2 separate regions of the Homo sapiens genome follow, and region 1 is linked to region 2. A link is a contact called in ENCODE Hi-C or POLR2A ChIA-PET data. All regions are on one chromosome and are shown on one strand. The core of a region is the stretch at or near the end of the contact, and the rest is flanking DNA. Distances in the headings are between cores, read along the strand shown. Region 1 has its middle 49 kb from the start of TIAM1-AS1. Region 2 overlaps LINC00189 (long intergenic non-protein coding RNA 189).

Region 1 (2,700 bases), core at 127-2,626, 2.3 Mb after region 2:
GTGCAATGGCACAATCTCGGCTCACTGCAACCTCCGCCTCCCGGGTTCAAGCGATTCTCCTGCCTCAGCCTCCTAAGTAGCTGGGATTACAGGCATAAGCCACCACCACACCCAGCTAATTTTGTATTTTCAGTAGAGATGGGGTTTCTCCATGTTGCCAGGCTGGTCTCAAACTCCTGACCTCAGGTGATCTGCCCGCCTCTGCTTCCCAAAGTGCTAGGATTACAGGCATAAACCACCGCGCCCAGACTCATCTTGAAATTTCTAACCAACTTTCGATCCTGGCCTGTGGACCTGGGTCTCAGCTTCTGACTCTGTAGGGTGAGTGTGCCCTTAGACTATATCCGAGATCCTAGCGTTGAAGTGGTCCTAAGGTTCCCACGGAGTCTTTTTCAAGCTAGCCCACAGGGCAGTTCCTGATCACCCCCATGGGAGACCTATGCGCACACTATTGGTATTAAGATATGACTTGCTGCAGGACATTTAGCAAACTGGGCTGTGCTACGAACTCACCTGCCCCTCCCCCATGCCTTGTCATGAACAAAAATGCCTCCACCCCCATGTCTAGAGAAGCCAGCAAGAGGTGAGACCCCCTGGAGGGAATGAGTCTTAAAGCTGGGTCATAGAGCAGGCCACTGATTTTCCATGAGATCTATGTTTGAATACATTTGGAGTATCTGCGTGCCTCCGTGGTGGAGATTATGGGGTATGGAGGGCACCCTGCACAACGGTTCTTCAGGACTACCCGACAAACCCTACCTGCTGAGACTGGGAGGTCACCCCAGGGAGACTCACCCATTTAGGGAACCACTACTACAGCTGGGAGTGTCTCACCCTGTTGGATGGATCAGGCATGGCATGGGGAAGCCTCCTGAATATGACATGGAAAAAGGAAGCAGACATCCCCCGGCAGAGGTGCAAACCCAGCTCTCCTGGAGTCCTGCAAAGCCCCCAGGACCCACTCAAGGGCCATGTGAGCACCAAGTCACCTGCCTGGCACAGGCGCCACTTCCCACCCGCTCCTCGGGCACCCAACTGTTCCAGCACTCATCACTGCACCTCCTCCGCCACTGTCAACACAAACACCCACACCCAGGCAGGAAGTAAAAATAACCAGCCGTTTCATAGCATGTCTCATGCCTCATCTCCTTCCCGAGGCACGCCTCTCTCAGTCCCCTGCAGGCATCAAGGACCCACAGAGAGGAGAGAGAGGCAGGGAGTTAAGACAGTTCCAATGCCCTGTGCTTTGTCTACACTGTCAGACAGAGATCATCTCTAAAAGGGATAAAAGTCAGAGGCCCTTCCCTTGCAACAAAGACGGGGCTGCATGTTTCTCTCTCAGGGGCGCCCCCTACCTGGAAGGACAGTTCTTTCTACCAGTAAATTCCACGTGCCTGGAGAGCCGCAGAACTTCAGGGATGAGTCAGCCAATTACCGCTGGGCCCCTCCCCACCACGAGAGTGTGTTTATCTATCTCAGGCAGAGGTACTAGTGCCCAGGCAGAAAAGACATGAAAATCACAACCCCAGACCAGAACTAGCATCTTTTATGAGGCACAGCCATCAAAGGACCTCCTGACAGCAAAGCCTGGTGCTATGGTTCTGAAGTGCATCCCCCAAAAAGATATGCTGAAGTCCTAACCCGGGGTACCCGTAAATGTAACTGCATCAGTTTGCTAGGCTTGCCATAACAAAATACCAGAGTCTAGGTGGTTTGAACAACAGCAACTTATTATCTTACAGTTCTGGAGACTGGAGTCCGCGACCAAAGGGCCAGCAGGGTGGTTTCTCCTGAGGCCTCTCCTCGGCTGGCAGATGGCTGCCTTCTTTCTCGCTGTGTCCTCACACAGCCTCTCCTCTGTGCGTGCACATCCCTGGTGCCTCTATGACCAAATTTCCTCTACTCATAAGGACAACGGTCAGATGGATTAGAGCCCACCCTAAGGACCTCATTTGCACTTCATCATCTCTTTAGAAGTCCTGTCTCCAAATACAATCACATTCTGGCGTAATGAGGGTTCGGGATTCAACATATGAAGTTTCAACATAGGAAGTTTTGGGGGAACACATTTCAGCCCATAACAGACCTCATTTGAAAACTGTTGGGCTCACACCTGTAATCCCAGCACTTTGGGAGGCCAAGGCGGATGGATTGCCTGAGGTCAGGAGTTTGAGACCAGTCTGGCCAACAAGATGAAACCTCGTCTCTACTAAAAATACAAAAAATTAGCCGGGCGTGGTGACAAGCACCTGTAATCCCAGCTACTCAGGAGGCTGAGACGGGAGAATTGCTTGAACCCAGGAGGCGGAGGTTGCAGTGAGTTGAGATCATGCCACTACACTCCAGCCTGGGCTACAAGAGTGAAACTCCATCTCAAAAAAAAAAAAACAAAAAAAACTGTTTACTTTTTATGATCATGTCTTGCAGATGTAATTCATTAAGATGAGGACATATTGGAGTAGGGTGGTCCCTGAGTTCCTATGACTGGTGTCTTTGCAAGAAGAAAAAAGACACAAAGATACACACAGTGAAGGTAACCATTTGAAAGCAGAGACACATAGGACAACGCCATGTGGCAACAGAAGAGAGACAAGTCAAAGAATGCCATAGGTTGCTGGGAAGCACCATAAGTTAGGAAAAGGCAAAGAAGGATTCTACACAGCATCACAGGAGGAACCAATGCCGCGGGCACCCTGAGTC
Region 2 (2,700 bases), core at 149-2,648:
AGCTGTCCTCTTGTGCTGAGTCAATTCCTGGGTGGGGGCCACAAGATCAGGTGAGCCAGTTTATCAGTCTGGGTGGTGCCAGCTGATCCATCAAAATATCTGCAAAATATTTCAAGCACTAATCTTATGAGCAGTTTAGGGAGGGTCAGAATCCTGTAGCCTCCAGCTGCGTAAGTCCTAAAACATAATTTCAAATCTTGTGGCTAATTGGTCCTATAAAGGCAGTCTAGTCCCCAGGCAAGAAGGAGGCTTGTTTTGGGAAAGGGCTGTTATGGTCTTTGTTGTAAACTATAAATTCCTCCCAAAGTTAGCTCGGTCTATGCCCAGGAAGGGACAAGGACAGCTTAAAGGTTAGAAGGAAGATGGAGTTGGTTAGGTCAGATCTCTTTCACTGTCTCAGTCATAATTTTGCAAAGGCAGTTTCAATATCACAGTTCCTCTCCTCCCTGCTTAGGGAGACAGTGTCCCATAATTGTTAAGAGCACACCCTCTGACTCAAGCCATCTAGGTTCAAATCCTAGCCCTTCCCTTCTCCAGTTGCCGAACTCGAACAAGTATTGTAGCCTCTTCAAGCCCCATTTTTCATATCTGTAAAGCGGAGATCGTAACAAACTGTACATGTCGATGATGTCCACAGAGTTGGATCAAGGGTTACGAATCTGACAGCCCAAACCTCCAGACTGGCTGTGCTATTATTTCAGTTATTCTGACATGGCTCTGATGCAATGTGGACGTCAACAAAGCATTAAAAGTGAGAGACAGATTAGTAAGCAACTCCCTAAGGGTGGATTTTTAAATATGCACTAAAATTGTGGAGAAGTTAATATACTATATTAGTTCACTAGGGCTGCCATAAAAAAGTGCCAGAAGGACGCTAGGTGACTCAGAAAACAAAAATTTGTTTTCTCACAGTTCTGGAAGCTGTGAATCTAAGATCAATGTGTCAGCAGGTTGACTTCTGAGGCCCCTCTCCCTGGCTTGTAGATCTGTGACTTCAGATTGTCTTCCTTCTGTGTGTCTGTGTCCTAATCTTATAAGGACACCAGTCAGATTACATTAGGACCCATGCCAATAACCTCATTTTACCTTAATTACCTCTTTAAAGCCTTTATGTCTGTTAAAGCAAACTATAGCCTGAGAAGGACTCCCTACTTCTATATTTGAGTCCTTGCGGATGAACCGTAACCTAACTTAATAGGCAGATAAAATTGAAAACCTAACTTAGTAGTATGCACCTGTAACAATAGCTAAATCCTAGCCAATCCCAGCAGCCATATTTCAACCATTCATACACTGCTTAGTGCTCAAACTGTGTTCAAATAAGGCAAACGCCAACCTCTAACCAATCCAGCCGTTCTGTACCTCACTTCCAATTTCTGAACGTCATTTCTCTTTTTTTTTTTGGTCTATAAATCTTCCACCACATGGCTGCGCTGGAGTCTTTGTGAATCTGCTGTGATTCTGGGGGCTGTCTGATTTGTGAAACGTTCATTGCTCAATTAAACTCCTTTAAATTTAAACCGACTGAAGTTTTTCTTTTATCATGTCCCAAAACAGGAACATTCTGAGGTACTAGAGGTTTGGAGTTCAACATATACATTTGGCGGAGGTTGCAGGAAGACAATTCAGCCCATAGCATGTACCTACCTAAGGTCTTAACTGGTAAACAAACAAACAAAAAACCAACCTAGTTATAGTTTTAAATTTGTTTCTATTTTATTTCCCATGAGGTAATCTAAAAGAACCTGGGGAATCCAGGTGCTTTTCAAAGCAGTACTTGTATGGTGTTTCATCATTACCTCTCAGCGGGAGGGAAATGAAACTCAGACGGGCCCATTTGGTTTCTATGATACCAGCTTTCCTCACCTTTCTTGGGGAGAGTGATTTTGAAACTATGGGCTACAAAAGACTTTTGGATTATGTGTGAGCTATGCTCTCTCTCTGGGACTCCTACTATGCTTTGTGATTGTGAAAATAAGTGATTCAAAATCTAAGCTGTTGGAACTCTAAATTATTTTGAGCCATAAGGAAATGTGAATTATGGGGCCTGAGTCACAAGACAGGCAGCTGTAAACTAGGCAGCTGTGAACTTTTTGTAATATTTTTGATTGTCTGAATTGTCTTTTCCCTTACCTACATTATTTTGTAAAATGTTGTGAATGGTTGTAGGACGTGCGACAGGTGTAGCTCACCTGCTTGGTCGCCCCAAAGCTCAAAGGAGGAGCATGCAGACAGGCAGGTGCAGAGGCCAGTACAAGCACTTTTGGGCTCCTGTCCCACGGCAGAGTCTAGGGGTGGGTCTCTGTGTCACTCGAAGCCCATGTAGGCATGTATTACAAAGCTCTTTCAGATTTGTTGTCTGCAGACGGCTTGTGTGTTAATCAGCTTAACGGACCCTCTGCCTTATTGTGAGGGCAGGGGGCCAGCGTGACAACTTTCTTTATCCCAAGCTCTTGTCCAGTGTCCTGAAAGAATCAGATCACACATGGGCTTGAAGGATGAGTGCAAGGTTTCATTGAGTGGTGGAGGTGGCTCTCAGTGAGATGGATGGGGAGGCAGAAGTGGGGATGGAGTGGGAAGGTGGTCTTTCCCTGGAGTCGGGCATCCAGCGGCCCAACTCTTCTCCAGCCACCCCTGGCCAAGCTCCCCTATGAGTCCAGACATCCTTCCTTTTCTCTCTTTCTCTGCTGCATTGTTCCA

The links. Hi-C counts contacts between places; a loop is a spot of excess contacts on that map. ChIA-PET counts read pairs that join two places held with the same protein, here RNA polymerase II (POLR2A). Pooled maps may share reads with other maps.
Region 1: a loop to region 2 is called in a map of posterior vena cava, with 14 times the contacts of the local background. The contact joins two enhancer-like sites. A Hi-C loop is called at or near these places in 1 of 168 maps with a recorded cell type or tissue (posterior vena cava) and 2 of 50 pooled maps. POLR2A ChIA-PET finds 5 or more read pairs at or near these places in 1 of 52 experiments (GM12878).

What each region holds. Positions count from the first base shown.
Region 1 is chr21:31,508,440-31,511,139 of GRCh38, forward strand. It overlaps a transcript of TIAM1 not described here. Among named protein-coding and RNA genes, the nearest start is that of TIAM1-AS1, 49 kb to the right of the region's middle. RefSeq lists a silencer at 1,362-1,421. Within about 2 kb of position 1,377, at least 3 of the 41 ENCODE cell types and tissues checked have a DNase peak (open chromatin) inside an H3K27ac peak, as active enhancers do.
Region 2 is chr21:29,231,938-29,234,637 of GRCh38, forward strand. The region is part of intron 1 of LINC00189 (long intergenic non-protein coding RNA 189); the gene reads left to right. Among named protein-coding and RNA genes, the nearest start is that of LINC00189, 40 kb to the left of the region's middle. RefSeq lists enhancers at 1,590-1,769, 2,200-2,299. Within about 2 kb of position 1,399, at least 6 of the 41 ENCODE cell types and tissues checked have a DNase peak (open chromatin) inside an H3K27ac peak, as active enhancers do.